Linked DNA regions of Mus musculus: region 2 is linked to region 1. The links are chromatin loops, found by intact Hi-C in ENCODE. Cell type or tissue: left cerebral cortex. All regions are shown on one strand. Links, peaks and the distances in the headings refer to the core of each region. The heading gives the core; the rest is flanking DNA. Region 1 holds the start of Cobl (cordon-bleu WH2 repeat). Region 2 overlaps Cobl (cordon-bleu WH2 repeat).

What was found. A loop is a pair of places that touch in the nucleus more often than their neighbours do. Peaks named below come from ENCODE experiments on the same cell type or tissue, not always from the same donor. Only the 100,000 strongest peaks of a DNase experiment are listed, where the experiment ranks them.
Region 2: it touches region 1 in a loop (4-fold over the local background); 9 of 42 quality-filtered maps call a loop at or near these places.

The regions. Positions count from the first base shown.
Region 1 is chr11:12,461,005-12,469,233 of GRCm38, reverse strand. It overlaps Cobl (cordon-bleu WH2 repeat), which reads left to right and starts at 4,274. Exons shown (of 15, transcript NM_172496.3): 1 at 4,274-4,552. The coding sequence starts at 4,512. In left cerebral cortex, for the core only: a CTCF peak has its summit at 4,492; DNase peaks (open chromatin) are centred at 5,004, 5,361, 5,920, 6,686 and 4 more places; H3K4me3 peaks cover 3,315 bases; H3K27ac peaks cover 3,939 bases.
Region 2 is chr11:12,390,083-12,398,311 of GRCm38, reverse strand. The region is part of intron 1 of Cobl (cordon-bleu WH2 repeat); the gene reads left to right. Among named protein-coding and RNA genes, the nearest start is that of Gm30596, 9.7 kb to the right of the region's middle. In left cerebral cortex, for the core only: no CTCF peak of the experiment used is centred there; DNase peaks (open chromatin) are centred at 3,054, 3,383 and 3,940; H3K27ac peaks cover 3,146 bases.

The DNA of each region.
Region 1 (8,229 bases), core at 2,100-7,099:
AACCATTGAAGATACCAACCTAAAGAGAAAGTGATTCAATTCTTGCCTTGAAGCAAAGTTGAGAGTGGAACAGCAAAGTGGATGGCAAGACACAAGGCCACCCAGGCTTCCCTCAGAAGACCTTGGGCCTAAATATAATGTCTTTTTGTTGTAGCCTCCAGCTGGATTCCACAAGCTGCACTGAGATGCCAAGCAGTTTCAACTGTAAGACTCACACTTTGCCCAGGAAAGTGGTTTCTAAGACTTCAAGTACCCAAGCACGATGGCTGGAGAAGACTTTGGATCTGAAGTTACTTCTTTAGCTTCATTCACATACAGAGAACCTCATCCCTGCTCTGGAGCAATGTTTACTGCCAATAACCTTCTGGCCACTGTCCAGCTCTGCCTGAATGCCAGAGCAAAATGGCCCGGGTGTGGCTTCTGTTTATGTTATAGAAGTTCAAAGAGAACTCTGGTCACACATTTTTGAAGGGAACAATATACCTAAAGAAAATGCCAACTAATGTGTGCAATTAGAGTTAAAATGGTTGATTACTTAATGAGTGCCAGGTGCCACCTTAGGCACTCAATATGTCATATCTTATTTAATCTTTACCTAGACGTGTAAAGTAGATGTTCTTTATTCTTTCTCCTGGGAGCTGACTTATTATTATTAACAACCTGCTTATTTGTAGTAGTGGGTCAATTCTTAAAACAATTTTATATATATATATATATATATATATATGGTTTTTCAAGACAGGGTTTCTCTGTATAGCCCTGGCTATACATCCATACACACACACACAAACACACACACACACACACACACACACACACACACACACACACACATATATATATATATTGGTTTTTTTTCAAGACAGGGTTTCTCTGGCTGTCCTGGAACTCACTCTGTAGACCAGGCTGGCCTCGAACTCAGAAATCCGCCTGCCTCTGCCTCCCAAGTGCTGGGATTAAAGGCGTGTGCCACCACACCCGGCAACAATTATAATTTTTAATGGTTTGTTTTCTATATCTATGCTAGTCTCTTCAGACTGCCATAACAAAAATACCTTGGAATGGACAGCTTGAAAGATGGAAATTCATTTTTAGAGCCCTTGAGGCTGAAGCAGACAAGACTGTTAGGCTGTCGGGCTTGGGTTATGGTGAGAGGCTGCTCCCTGTGTTGTACACAGCCACCCTTCACTGAGTACTCACACAGCCTTTCTTGTGCATATTCAGAGCATGCTGACATTTCTCCTATTCTTACAGGACTTCTACCATGTGAGATTAGAGATTGAACAATCTGTCCTTGCTTCATCTTACCTCCCCAGAACCTCTCTCCAAATCCTGTATACTATAGACCAGGACTTATTTATTATTTTTTTAAAAAGCCACAAATTCAGTCTGTACAATAAACAACCACTTTGGAGTCACAATTTACACCAATCATGTTTTTATTTTTTTATTTTTTTAGCAATTTACATGTGTTTTAATCACAGTCGTTTGGCCAGAAGAGTAGTGAGAGCTATGTCAAGGCTGGTAGGCAGCCTCACTTGTGTGAGTAAGGGCCCATGCATAATTTGGTATGCTTTATGTTTTTATTTTTAAAGGATTCCTAAAGTCATGTGAGGTTAAGACCCCACAAAACCTGAATTTGTTCAGACGGATCTCACATTTCACAGAAGGAAATGAATGTTTAAAGGAAAGGAATTTGCTGCGGCCAACATTACCAGTCAGTACAAGATCAATCCAGAAGCTACTGTGTGTGACCTTCAGTCCTTGGGCCAACAAATTTTGCATCCCTGAGAGCCCATTAGGAACAAAAGCTCTCTGGTGCACCACTGACTGGATCAGAATATGCATCCTTTGAACATTCAAATTCAGGAAGCACTGACTTAGACAGACCACCTCTTCCCCTCACTATGTGCCCTTCATATGACCTTGGGCCTTCCTGGGCACCCTGTATCTGGTCTAGGTTTATTCTAGTAGATATAGGATGTCCAGGAAGGTCCAGGGTCATATCAAGGGCACATAGTGATGGGGAGAGTTAGCCTGATGAACCTAACATCGTCAGTCCAAGAGGACTAATCAAATAACGCAAACTGATAAATACATCCCCAACCCCTCAGCACTTAAAATATTTTAATATTTAATAATGGGTCTAGTTCTACCCGTTACCGGCCTTCATGTATATCTGTGGAATACATGCTTTTGGAAACAACAGTGCTTAGATGGATCTGTTGGCACACTTTACACTAGGATGGCTGGCTTGGGAATGCCAGGGCTGACCTATTTACACAGCAAGCAGAGGTCTTGGGTGCTTAGACCCTCCTGCTGGTATGAAGCCTAATCTTGCCTTTTGCTTCACTGTGATAACTCTTCTCAGTTTGTGCCACCCACTCCATTTCCCTTTTGGGTTTCTCAGACTGTGGTGTTTAGTGGCTTCTGTAGACTTGGAGGTTGTCCAGGCCCAGCACTGCCAGGGCCTTTTTCCTAGGACAGAAATCAGAAGCTCAGCCTGGAGGTGGGCAGTGCCATCCTCTCGTGATTTTTCTGTGGTATTCTGTCTCTGACAACCAACTATCTGCCATGCTCATGATTTCTGGCTTCTCTGTACCCACTGTTACTTCTCACTGGGGTCCAGGCCCCTAGTTCCTGGCCTACCGGCCCCTCCCAGGTTACCCTTTCCCAAAGTAGTGTCCAGAGCATAGAGAGATCTTACAGATTCCAGGAAAGACCTTCCGATAGCCAGACCCAGAGCTTGGGAGAGGCCTAGAAACTCAATTCATTCAATGTTCCCTTTATGTAGTGAGCCCTGATTCACCCTCATTCACTGTCTTAAAGGCTAAGAGTAATGAAAAACACCAGACAAGGCTCACTCTACACTGAGTCACATTTTCGGGGAAGAGACCCATTCCAAACACATAAAGGTAAACATATTCAATATGACATGTATATCTACATGTATTTATACCTCTTGCATGCGTAATTAATACACTCAGTTTATATAAATATAAAAGCATGTAAGCATTTTGATTATAAACAGACATATAAAGCGCGCACACACACACACACACACACACACACACAGAAGATAAAGTGATATGCTTCCATGAGGAATATCAAGACAATCGGCAAGAGTATCAAACAAAACTCAAGACAGTGGACAAGAAGCAGATGGGAGTTGAGAGTGGGGATGTCCTTTGCGACAAAGAGGTCAGAAAAGAGCTCCCTGAGGAGCAGGTATCTGAGCAGAGCCTGCAGGATACACATTGCAGATCCCAGAAGCCCTCGGGTGGGGAAATGCTCTGAGTATTGTGTTCAAAAGGAAGCCAGGCTCTGCTGTAGGTATGAAGTGGTTCACCTGCTTTGAGTGGGCACTGTGGCTGGAGCAAAGAAGGCTACTGCAGGACTTGTATTTTGTACACTGGTCTCCCCTCTTTCCTTAAACAGAAAGTTGGGGTTCAGAGGAAGAAAAGCTTAGGCAAGCTTCTGGATACAGAGTTCAGTCACAGAATTTTGCCTCTTACTGGCATTTTATTCCAATCCTGAGAACCTAGTACAACTGCTGTATTTGAAGGGCGGAACTTCATAGCAATCAGGTTCTTTTCCTGTTCCCCTAAGGTCAATTAGCAGGCTGGAGAAGGGAAGCTTAGTGGTGCTGGGTCCTCAGGTTGACTTGCAGTGAGGCCTCAGCACCTGCTGCCTCTGCTGGTATTTTTGCTCACCACTCAACATGGGAATCACAGGGCTGGGGCCACAGTAGCATTCATTACTATCCAGGCAATTAGGCTGGCAAGCAGAAGCATGCATCCAAACAGGTGCAGTTCTTGTTGGCACTGGATGTCCACACTCCAGCCTCACTGCTTTCTGATTTCTCAGAAAAAGGTGTGCCCCTTTACCCCAAGCTGCGTCCCTCTCCAGTTTCCTATGCTGCACACCAAGGACCTCATTTTGGACCACTCTCCCCTCCCCTTACAGTAGATCTCTAGTTCTAACAAAGGTTCTTTTAGGTTCTGGGGCAGAAACTGAGGCGCTAGACCGTCTATTTTTCTCTCTTCCTTCAAGTCGGTTCTCGCAGCCTAGTCGGCCCGCCTCGCCCCGCGCAGCCACAGGTGGCCAGGTATTTGCCCGCTTAGTTCCTCCAGCCGGCTGGGCAGGTGACTCGGTGCCCACCGCGGGGCGCGCGCCCCGCCCAGGTGTGCTCCGGCGGGCAGCGGGGGCGCGCGGAGAGGCGGGCGCTGGGGAGCGGCGCGCGGGCACGGGGCGGCGCCGCGGTGGGCGCGGCTGAGCCAGTTTGGCGGGGGGCGGCGCACCTTGCTCCCGCGCCCGGGGTAGCCGCGTCCGTCTCTCTCCGCACGCCCCCGCCCGCCCGGACGCCCCAGGTCGCTTCCGTCCTCTCGGCACGGCCGCTGTCCTCGCTAGCCCCGCGTGGGAGGACGATGGGTCAGCGCGGAAAAAGTGAATGAGGACGGCGGCGCCGCAGCCAGCGCCCCAGTCGGCCGGCAGAGCAACCCGCCGGCTCCATGGACGCGCCGCGTGCACTGGCGGCCAAGCCCCCCACAGGGTAAGCGGGCCCACGAGGGCGGGCGTGGCTCTTCCCGAGGTGTTGAGGACTTGGGGCGCCTGGGTCGTTGCTCCGGTAACCGTGGCAGGCCTTGCTCGGGAACACTTTCTGCGAGAGGTGCTGCTGTGAAAGCCCTTGTGTATGTTTGTGTATGTGTGTGTTGGGGGGTGGGTGGGTGGAGGGAGTGCTGTCCCTCCGTGCAGAACCCCAGCTCTGAGCTGCCTTCAGCCCCTTGCAATAGTGGCAATTACGGGCGGAGGGGGACAAGGAAAATCCAGGCCTGAAACTCCAGCTGAGTCTGTCTGGTCCCATACACAGGTTCCTCCAGCCACTCCTCGCAGGCCCTGTGGCCCGCTGCTCCCTACCTCAATGACAAGGGGGTACTTGGTCTGTTGGGACCCATGTAGCCAGGAGATCTGGGGAGGTGTGTGGGGAAGGGACTTCATGAACACTCTTCTGCCCAAGCCTTTGTGCTGGGATCTCCCTTGTGTCTGAAGAGGTGAGGACCTTCTTCATCGGACCTGTAAAGCAGAGCTGTCAATCCTGTCTTCAGGATCCTCTAGTGCCTCAACCCTTTTAGTTTCTTTTTGCTGTCTCCACACCTTGCGGACAGAGATTCCCTGTCACACTGAGGATTTTACTTGCCCAAGAGAAACTTGCCTAACACAGGTCAAATAGACTTGCCCTTTAACCCCAACTCCCCGAATCGTGCCCCTCCGTGCCCATCTCTGCCAGGACAGTTGACAACCCTTGCAGACTTGGTAGATTTCAGAGAGCGCCGTGGGGCTGGCTTTTGACCTCTTCTTTCTGGAGCAAATGTGTTATGAGTGTTGCGAATGGAATGAGTTGGGGTGGGTCCGCACCTGCTCCCGAAATGGCCCACTTTCCACTTGAGCAGCTGGATTTTCTAAGGCGGCACTGGGGACAACAAATCTCTTTTCTTTAGCAGTTATGTCCCACTGACTCACCCGATCCCTTGCCCACTGACTTTGTTGCCCAAGTGTTTATAAAAGCCGTCTAAACCAGTTCTTTATTCTTAAAATCTCCCCTGGAGGCTTCCAAAAAAGTAAGATACATTTCTAACTCATAATCTTGAAGCTACGGAATTTTTTTTTTAAGACTTTTCTTCGCTAAGGTGTGGTTGTGGTTATATAAATCCTTTGAAGAAACAAATTCCCCTTAAAAAATAGATATGGGAATACTTTTTCATGGTAATGGAGAGCCCCTAAAATGACGTTGGGAGATGTAAACAGAATTGCTTTTAAAATTGCGACTTTTCTACATTGTTACATAACTCTATTTAAGGGGACTGAATTATTTCACCACTTTTTAAAAAAATAAATAAATATAAAGGGAATATTTAGGGTGCCTGCAAAGATCCATAGAGTGCAGAAACTGATGAAGGTGTCTGGTAATAGTGAAACCACCCTATGTCCTCCAGCCAGCCTGCTCCCTAGGCAGCCAAGAGGCCAACCCAGGTTTGTCTTCCTCACTGGGTGTCACAAGGGAAAACCAAGGTGCTATGCTATGGGTGAGAGAGTAAAGCTTTACAAGGCTTGATGCCTCTGAACCTTCAGCATGTTATATGATTGTTTCCACCTCTTTGTCCAAGAAATGTAGATCTATTTTTGTAACTTGTTATTGTTGTTTCTCATTTGTTATACCTTGAATAAAGAAACACCCCCAAATATAAATATGCTTATATATTTTTAACAAAGATTACAAGTTTAGTATGACGTATTTTGAGTTAGAATGCAAAGAAAGAAATGCAAGCATATTTTATATTAAGGTGTATTGATTGCCTATCATAAAGAATTGTGACATTTGGGGCTTCAGAATGTTATCGAAAGCAATTAGAATTTGTTGGCTTGTATCTGAAATTACTGTTTTCTTTATCTCTTGAGACTAGGCAGTGTTTGCAATGTGCTTGAGGGATGTTTGTTTTTTATCTGATACCACAGAGGTTACTTATAAAGTTACTTTGTATAAACTCTCTTTTTCCCCAAGTGACAGCCACAACTGATGGGATAAATTTGTTGTTATTGAGAACACCTCAGTCATCCTCGAGCATTGTAGACTGGTTGCAATGGACAAGAGAAAGATTAGTGAAGGGAAAGACAGATGGGCTGGTGAATATAAATTCATCTCCTTAGAGTGTTATCTTTGTTAAGAACACAAATGCAAATTTTTCCTTGGACTGAAATCATATCTGTCTTCCATAAAAGCAGCAACTGTGACAGTCATCTTCCTGGGAAGGAGATTGTATGAAGATTTAATGTGTTGCTTAGGGAATTTTAGAGCTCATTGTTAAAGTGTGTGTGGTGTGTGTGTGTGTGTGTGTGTGTGTGTGTGTGTGTGTGTTTGAATGTGACTGCACACATTTTGTGATGCCTTAGTGGAAATTAGAGGGAAGCCTGGGGGTCAATTCTCTCCTCTCACAGGGACTGACCTCAGGTTGGCTGGCTGGCTAGTGTAGGAAGTGATTTTACCTGTTGACTAGTCTCACCTGTCACTAGTCAGTTTCACCTAGTCAGAAGTGATAGCTAGTGAAATATTTTAGAACACAGTATCAAGACAGAGGGCCTATTTCTGTTGGCGTCCAGTATGAGCAGCCATACACTCCTGTTTGTACTAAACCATAAGTGTTTTCATATTAAAGAAATAGTGGCTACATATTACATTTGCTTTTGGCTAAAGTATTTAAGAGTCTCTAGATCCATCCTTAATAATGCGAAAATAAGGATTATCTGTCATAAAACTTCTATACTAAATTTGAGCTGCCTTTTTAAAGATGTCACTTCTGAGCTGTTCTTTATTCTGTCAACTCACTTAAGTAATGCTAAGCCTCTGGGTGTGGGCAATACACCTAGGGATTTTACTTTTTGTAGCTATAATCTTTATCCATGAGGAATTAGACATTTACAGTGTCAAATAGTCAGATAATTTCTATCATCTCATATCAATCATATATCATGTCATATGTCATATCATGTCATATCATGTCATATCATGTCATATCATGTCATATCATATCATATCATATCATATCATATCATATCATATCATATGGTCCTGATGGACCTGAAGGGCCACGGAAATTGCTTCAAAGGTATCTGTAAACAGTTGAGTCATTCCTGCCTTATGGGATTCTAGAATTCAGGCCACCCTTTGATTTTTCTCTCTCATGATCTCCCATGCAAGGCATATTTGATTATTATTGGGTGTCAGGACTGTACCCTGGAAAGGTAATAATCCCCACATTTATGCAGGCTTGAATTCTATGGCCTCTTTAATTTGGGACTTGCAAATGAGGTCCTAACGTGCGTGCACTAAACTTTATGTCTATAATTATTAAGAAAACTGTGATTATAGGATGTATCTGTATCCCATAATAATTGGCTTAAGATACTAGGCCTTTTGCACTTTGTAATTAAATTCACAATTATATTTGCTTTTACAACTGATGGAAGGTTTTAAAAACTGATCAGAAATATTTGATATTAAATCAGTTTTAAAATGCCCAAACAGGATTTTATTTAGACGTGAACAAAGTAAGGCCATTCAACAGACAGTGTATTTATTATATGGCCTTTTGGCCCTGTACACATTTAATAATGGGGCCTGTGGATTTTACATATCATCTAAGTTTAGTAATGGGTTTCATTCAATCTGTGCTG
Region 2 (8,229 bases), core at 1,164-6,163, 70 kb after region 1:
AGACAGAACTTCCAAGTAAAATAACAAATAGTAGCTGAAAGGTCATACTGTCAAATCACAGGTTTACACACATTCTGCAGAACCTACCTGGGGAAGCCCCATCAAGGCCACTAGCTGGGAGTTGTCCATGGCAGGGCACTGTAAAGACTACTGGCAAGGGAATTACAGAGACCATCAGCCAAGGACACTCCCTGTCCCATGTCACAACCTGGGCCATGGAGGTAGAACTCTAAGGGGAGGGAGGCAGGAGCAGGAGCTTCCCCAGCAAAGCTCCATAACTGGAGCCTGGAGTCACAGTGGGAGTAGGAGCTTCTGCTCAGGCTGCAATTTCGCCTTCTGTGATATGGGGCCAATCAAGTAGTGCATAGAACCTGCCCAGATAGCTTCCAGAACCAAAGAGTAACAGAGACATCATAATTAGTCCTATAGTTCAACCTTCCATAATGCAAGTGTCCCCTTCACCTCCAGGTTCCAAAAAAATCTAACCTCCTGCTCCAGAACTGCAATCTGGATAACATGGTATACTGAAATAACATGCCAATTTGAAATTATGTCCTCCTCAATATTTATTTAACTTTTTCCCAGGTTAATTGGCCACTATCAGCCACATCTTCTGAATCTACAAAGGCAGTCATTGCAGTCATAGTGTTAAATACTAGGTAATTAGAAAACCACCAGAAATAAACCATATAGCATGTTAGTATAAAAATGGAAAATAAGCCACAAGAGGGAATGACAAAAAATAAATATAAGCACCAATTAGGCTACTGAATGCACCAGAATGAATTTTTACAAATCTAACTGAACTGAAATTCATCAAATTTGGGAGGCATAACCAATTTCTAACTACTTCTGATCATCATATTAGCCCCAGAGGAGATATGCTGGCAGGCTGGGCACTCATTTCAGATCTAAACAACAATAAAATTAACAGTTCTCACGTGGATCTAGCAACAGAGCTGACGAGGGTGGGAGAAGTCAGTGTCTCTGTTGTCTCAGGCAGAAAAGAATGCCACTAAAGAAGTCAGGGAAATATTGAAGATGGACATTTGCTTTCAGTAAGCCACCACCCACCCCCATCAGTGGGAAAAAAGAACAGAGCTGTATTGAATTCCTTCTCGCTAAGTGTGAAGAAAAGAACCAAATGAAGTAGGAATCTTAAGATAAAGATGTCAGAGCCAGGAGTTCAATAGGAAGCCTTATACCCTGAAACATTGTGGCTCCCCACTGATAAGCCAGCTCTATTTCTATTTACTTTTTGTAAATAACTGAAAAGCAAGGAAATCTGACTACACAGCTTTCCACACAACTAATAACTGATGGGAACTGAACAGAACTCAGAGAAGTTCTCAGGAAAGTGAAGCCAGCTTCCAGCACCTGGGGCTGGGGCCTCGTATGGCACAGTGGTTCAAAGAAAGAAATGTCCACCCAGTGCCCTCATGCCCATGCCCTACAGAGACTGCCTTGTTTCTAGGCCTGCTAACAAACTTTTGTGTATTTGTTCCCAAAATAGCTAGACCTATGTGTAAATGGATCTATAATGTAACCAAATGCCGTATACTCTTATTTCTGTTATTTTAAACAGAGTTTCCATTGCCCAAAATAGGCACAACAAACTTTTGTTTTTGTTTGCTGAGGGAGGCATGCTATCATTCAGGATACCAGGGGCAGACAATGTGAAAACATAGCAACCCAGAGACACTCTGATTCCATAGGAACATTTTCTGAACCAAGACCCAAGTGCTGGGTGCCCTTTAATTCCCTGTCAAAAATATGACACTTGATAACCTCACTGTGACTGTGTCTCAAAATAGGGACTGGGCCTCACAGCAGATGTTGGGGCTGGTGAAACCTGAGCTGAGTGGCCCAACAGGCTCTGTGGGAACTGGAAACACAGCCTCTCTGGCTCTTTGTCTACCATCTCAGAATTCCTGCATCCCATCCCTAGGACTCAGAACTGCCCAGAGATGCTTTGGATTCCAGATCTACATACTCACTTCCCAAATAACACCTTCAAGAAGTCTAAGCCAAGATCACCACCAATAACAACAACAACCCTTGACAACAATGAAGCAAGCTCTGTCTCATTGGACTTGTTTGCCTAGTAAGGCTGGCATCATTGAGATTGATGGATCAATTGACTGGAGGTTGGGCATGAGCCTGTGAGAAGCATTTAGCTTCTCAGGCCTGTTAGAGTGGGGAAGGAAGAAAAGTGGCAGATACTGTTTAATGGTTTTTTAAAATACTTTGTTGTGTTTGCTTGTGTGTAAGATGCTCTGCACTCCTGCATGCCAGGATCCATTGTTTATGAGCTCTTGTGCTGCTCCAAGCCTGATCGTGTGTCCCATCTGCTCACCTCACTATGCCCAAGCCCTCCCTAGTTCACCAGGAATCTCACCTGTTTGTGGGGTGAGTGAGGAAGCACCAGGTAAAGAGGGTGATCTGATGCCCTATCTTTTGTGTCGTATGCTATTAGGGGCCAGGACACTTATTACTGTGGCCCAGGATCCCCGATGCAAGCCCATTCCTAGTGTCTGGATATGGGATTCTGTGTCGGCTCTTAGGTTTCAGCAAGTATGTAACACAGATTGCTCCATTTTTGCGCTATGTTGCAGGGTTATATCTGAAGGCTTAGGCACCAGGAACTGAATATATTCTGTGGACTTTGAAGATTAGTTTCCTGCAGTCTTTCCTTGATCCCCATCATACAGAGGTGAAAGAGAAGCAGTAGCAGGGTATATTGCTGGGGCACTTATGTTCCTAATGGTGTAGAGATTTGAGCCTGGTATTAACTTTTCCCCAGTCGCTTCCTCAGGGTCTTATTTCCCTGTCCCCTCCCTCTGTGGGACACCTTTATAGGCCACACCATGACTCTGTTCTTTATAGCTTCACTCCTTTGTTTACCCACTCAGTGGGAGCTGTAAGGGGATCAGCAGAGACTTACAGCCATGGAGAGGCTCCCTCCACCCCCATATGTAGAACCACCAAGGATCTTGTCATGGCTGACGCGGGGAATGATGGAGGTAACACTGGAGTCTTCACTACAGCAGACAGAGCAATCTGGATCTGGCCCAGCAAGGAGTGGAGACTTAGACATTTGTACCATGGAGGATGGCTGGATGGGAATTTTCTAGAGAAGATCCATCTTTGACTTGAAATGATTCTCAGAAGTTGGTGAGGCAGGTGACAGAGACAAGAGGCAGAGGCTATAATGCTGCTTAGAAAGCTCTTGTCTGGATTCCATTAGGGGATAAAGCACTATAGATTTAGATACTCGTGTTGGGTGTGTGTGTATATGTGGGGGCAGGGGTTGTTTCAGTGTGTTTGGTGTTTATCATGAGGAAGATTAGAGGAGATGGCCTCTCCCAGAGGATGCTAGGCACCTACTCTCTACTTTCCTAGATCTACTCTGGAAGTGACCTTGGTCCCCAAGGGTGAGAGGATGATCACAACTGTGGAGGTTTGTCAGCCAGGTATGCCATTGATGTTGGTTACACAGCAGTCTATAGAGAAATGCACACAGCAGTCAAAGGTAGAGGAGAGCTGGGAAGGATGGCCAGATTCCCATCAACACAACTGCCAGCTGTGCCTTCATTAGTGTCCTCAAGCCCTTGACTGCAGGAGAGCTGAGACCCATAGGCATATATCTGCTTTCCTTTGTCTTTTGGATCAGCAGTAGCTCTTGTGATTATGGGACAGGACTGTGAGTAGAACAAAATGTATCTTTCAGGCTTGAAAAAAATATACTGCCCCTTAAAGACAAGCTGCAAAGATATAACAAGTTTCTGGTTGTACAGCTTAGGAAAGAAGAAAACTCCTTCAGGAGAAGGTTCTACATCATAGCTGAGAGATGATAGGAAACAGTGCTATATGCAAATTCAAGAAAGCTTAAGCATGTAAGACTGGCTGGCAATCTGGAGGGATGACTCATCTCTCCAAAAATACTCAGGCATCTTCCCCATGGGAACGCCTGTGTGCCTACACTGCCAACTCCCAGAGGTTTGCACACTCTTTGGGAGGGAGAAGCAGGTGCTATCCCGCATCCTTACTCCATAGGAACTCCACTTTTCCTCCTGCATACGTCCTCTGTTCTCCTTTGTGTTTTTTTAATGGGTCTAAATTGGGTGGGGGAGAAAATTCCCTTGCTGTCATTCTGCAAAAGGCCTTGTGGGCTTTTTGCTGGGAGCACAGGCGGTGAAGTACTGCATCCATCAGACAACAAATGTCACTGTGCTCCTTTACCAGGCCTGGTGAACTCCAGTGGAATCTGTCCTGCAGCTTCTGGGGCTGCACTGACTATCGTAGAAAACCCACTTCTAACTAGGGTGAGCAAGTCATCTGGCCTGGGCATGTACCCATGCATTGGCCTTTTCTGCTTGTTTTCTTTGTTGAGAATGTTTAAGCCTCAGTAAACTAGTATTGTCTTGTTTTTGAAAGGAGATACTCCTTTTCTGGAATATTCAACAATACAGAAACTCTAGTTTTTATCTGATCCTGGCTCAGCCCCAGGGTGGAGTATTTGCTGATAATAAGTCATGCACACTATGGGCTCTTTCTGAACTTACTAGGAGTTGGGAAATAGCTATGAGACTCAGCTCTCAAATGTTCCTCTTTGAATATGTACCTGATGTCTGGTGAGATATCAACATTCCCATATAGACTAGCCCCTGGATTTAGAGGCTGGTAAGGGCTAATTGCTTTTGTTACTGTGGGATAGGGAACCCTATCAGGAAAGTGAATCTTTTTATAGCGAGTTACTGAAAGCTTCCTCCAACCCAGGTCAAAACTAAAATTTTATTGTGAAAAGCATTTCTTAGTTTTCCGTGTGTTTGCTACGTAAATGAGCCTTCATTGTGCACCTGGAAGAGTGGGCCAGTGTTCTACTCTTACACAGATAAAAAGGTTTTCCTTTAATCCCAAAAGAGTAAAAATACTTGTGGCTAAATAGTGGTCATTGAGCATTGCCTGGTCCCAAGAGGAGTCATCTCATATAGTCCTCCTGCAAACACCACTTGATAAACTTCCACATTTTTTGTTCTGCTCTTAGGGAAACAGGCCTACGAATTACAGTGGTTTGTCCAGGTAGAGTCACCTGCTGGAGGATGCACAGCATCCGAGAATTTGCTGGGTTGGATCTGACATTTTAGTGACTCTGCAATAGTGCCCATTACTTGGTTTGCACTTATAAGAGGGTATCCTGGGGCTGGCTTCTAAAAGACAGCACCTTTCTCTTGCCCTGAAATGAGGTGTTTTGTGGGTAAGCTTATATCCCCACATTCATTGAGAGATGTCGTAGACAACACCTCTAAATAGCTTCTTGCAGGCCATAGTTTGGATGTGGTTTCTTATCTATTTCATACATGCTTACTCTAGGCCTTGCTTATCTGGATCTTGAATATCTGCTCAGAGTTAGATTTTGTTTTAAAACTCAAGGTCAATCATGAACACAGTCTTGTTAGAGAAGGAGCCCTGAATGGTAGAAGTGCTGAGACCTGAGAGAAGGTCTTAAGGTTGCCTTACCTTGGGGCCCTGTCAGTCAGCTTGATTTGCCAAAACCATGTTCACAGGAAGAAGATTTGGTAGACCTTGCTTTTGAAAAGTGTTATGGGTGTGGTTATGTGTTCAATGGAGGTTTTGGCCTTAGAGGTATTGATGAGCCCTCAGGATGTAACTGGGGCCTGCCTCAGCTCAACTACATATTTGTCATCAGCCTGGGTATATACTTCCATGTTTCTTCAAGTTTAGTTATGCCTCCATTTTTTTGGAAATGATTCAACAAGTTCCAACCATGGAGCCTTTGTGGTGGGTATAGTTAGTTCTCGGGGGGTACTGATTCTGTTTATAAAGCTTGGCCATAGTCTCATTAAAGGATGAATCTGAGTGTGTGCTGGAAACCTGGTCAAATGGTGGCCCTCATCCAATCCCTATAGCTTCCCCCACAGGGCACCATTATGCTAAGACAGGGCATAGGAACTACATTTCTACATTACCCTGGGATTGTTTGGTTTGGGAATATATTTTAGGCAATGTAGTGTACACAGCACCTAAGAGAGTACCTGAGGTTTAAAAACAGTACATCTGGAATTCTGTCATTTTAGATATGTGTTTATCAGAATCTTGATAAGCCTGTTGGATCCCCAATGACCTCATCAGAATGGAGAGGGGAAACCTGTCACATGAAGTTGCTGTGAGGATTGGATACATAGTGTTTGGCTTGATGACTTGTTCATAATTATTCAGGGAAACAATGGTTGGAAAACAGACTGTTGCGGATTGTAGATGTAGGAGTTAATGCTGGACCTGAGGATTCCCCTCACCAGCTTCTTGGCACCTGACTTGGGTGAGAGTGGGGTTCCTGGAGTCCTTTGTATATAAAGTTGAACACAAGGCAGCCAATCAGAGGGGGTTTATGGCAATAGCCACACAATGGCGCAATCGTTTCTGAGCTGCTGGTTTGGGGCTTATTACTTTGCTTGTCAGTGATAAACCAGAATGTTGAGGTTCTTGTTTTCTTAGAACTGCTATCTAGAATTGTGGCAAGTAATTAAAACCCAAACAGAACAGAGGCAGCTCCTTTTACACTCAAAGGCTTCCTTCCAGGAGGGAACAAATATGGGAACCCAGAGACCTCCAGGAGAGAAAGGAAACACCCAGGTGCCTATAGCATAAACAGATTGCTTCATGATTAATAGCCAGGATGTATATGCCAGCTCTACCTGATTCTACTAGAATGTCTTTAGCATCAGCCAGGCAGGGTAGCCAGCATGGGAAACTGCAGGAATTACGTACTTGGTGTTTTTTTAGAGGAATTAGTATCAACAAGCCTTTATGTTCAGTGTCTGCTGTTATTGGGTGGCTAAAAATCACACAAACACACACACAAACAAACAAACGAACAAAATCTGTGAAACATAAAGAAGATTCCCCTTTAGATGTTGGCCTGGGGGATACAGAGAGATGGGAGAGGTGGGAATTTTCCCTGTTCAGTATACAAGCCTTGGACTCCCTGGTGCTTGGCCTCTCTAGTCTGGTTGAAGGTCACGAATCTCCTGTGGAATTTGGGTTTGGTTTATCTGTCTGCACAGAGACTGAGATTTTCATTCTCTGAACCATTTAACCCATGTTGTCATAAGTCATCTCGCTTTCAGGAAGTGCATTTCAAGCATTCTTCTCTTCAGTGAAAAGCTATCAGAAATAAAATCCAGCCAGGGGCCCTGAACTGATGGGAAAATAGTAAGTACTCAGGAGCTTGGATAGATCTTGGTCCCATGGCATTTGAGTCCACAAATGATGATTTGGAAACACCAGAATTATTTTCTCATATATAATATACTTTCCACTTCTAAACAGTTCCTCCTGGGACACATCCAGTGTTCTAACTTGGAGAGTTGGAAAGGAGTTTGGGTTGTGTGCTAGTGACTCATCCCCTGACGAACCCTGGATGGACCTACCTGGTGGCAGCTGAGCAGCACATGCCCTGGGTGTGTCCAAGAGGAGCAGGCAAGGCCCTAGCCCTCAGGAGTTCCTAACACTCGGGCAGAAGCTGCGCCCACTCTATCATGCTCCCACATCCCTGAATATTAGCTTCTGCAGATCTGCAGTTTGCGTAGATCTTTGAGAAGCACCTACAGGGTAGTACTCAATTGAATGTTCACAATTAAATGAAGGTGACTCAGGGCAGCTGTTCTCTCTGTGCCTTTCAAAAGTGCCGGAAGCTGGCATTTTCTGTTTCTTGCTATTACTATGTTTTATGGAGGACATTCAGTGTAGCTATACCAGTAAGCGCGGAGCAGGAAGAACGGGATCCACTTCTCCTAAAGCTGTGTGTTTACGCTAGAAGCTTCTGCTCCTCATGCACACATCCTTGGCAAACCTGACTAGAAAATATCAGCACGAGTAGATTGTCCCTTGGTGGATGACGAGTCAGGAGGGAGCCAGGCTTGAGGCATCAACATGCTCCACCACAGCCTGTTTCCTCCATCAGGATCCCTGCCTGTTCCACTCCTCATGCGACTCTGGACCTCACAGGAGACAGTTTAAAATCTCTACCTGCTCCCTCTTCAGGCTCAGCATCCTTGCTGCTTCCTGCAGCCTGCTCATCAAAGCCAGCCACCTGTGGTATGAAGGGCAGCAGAGGTGGAAGCTGAAACCTCCCGCCCCCAAAAGGACAGCAGCAGAGGTGTGCCAAAGAAATAAGTTCACTTAGATCTGTGAACTGAGGTCATTGTT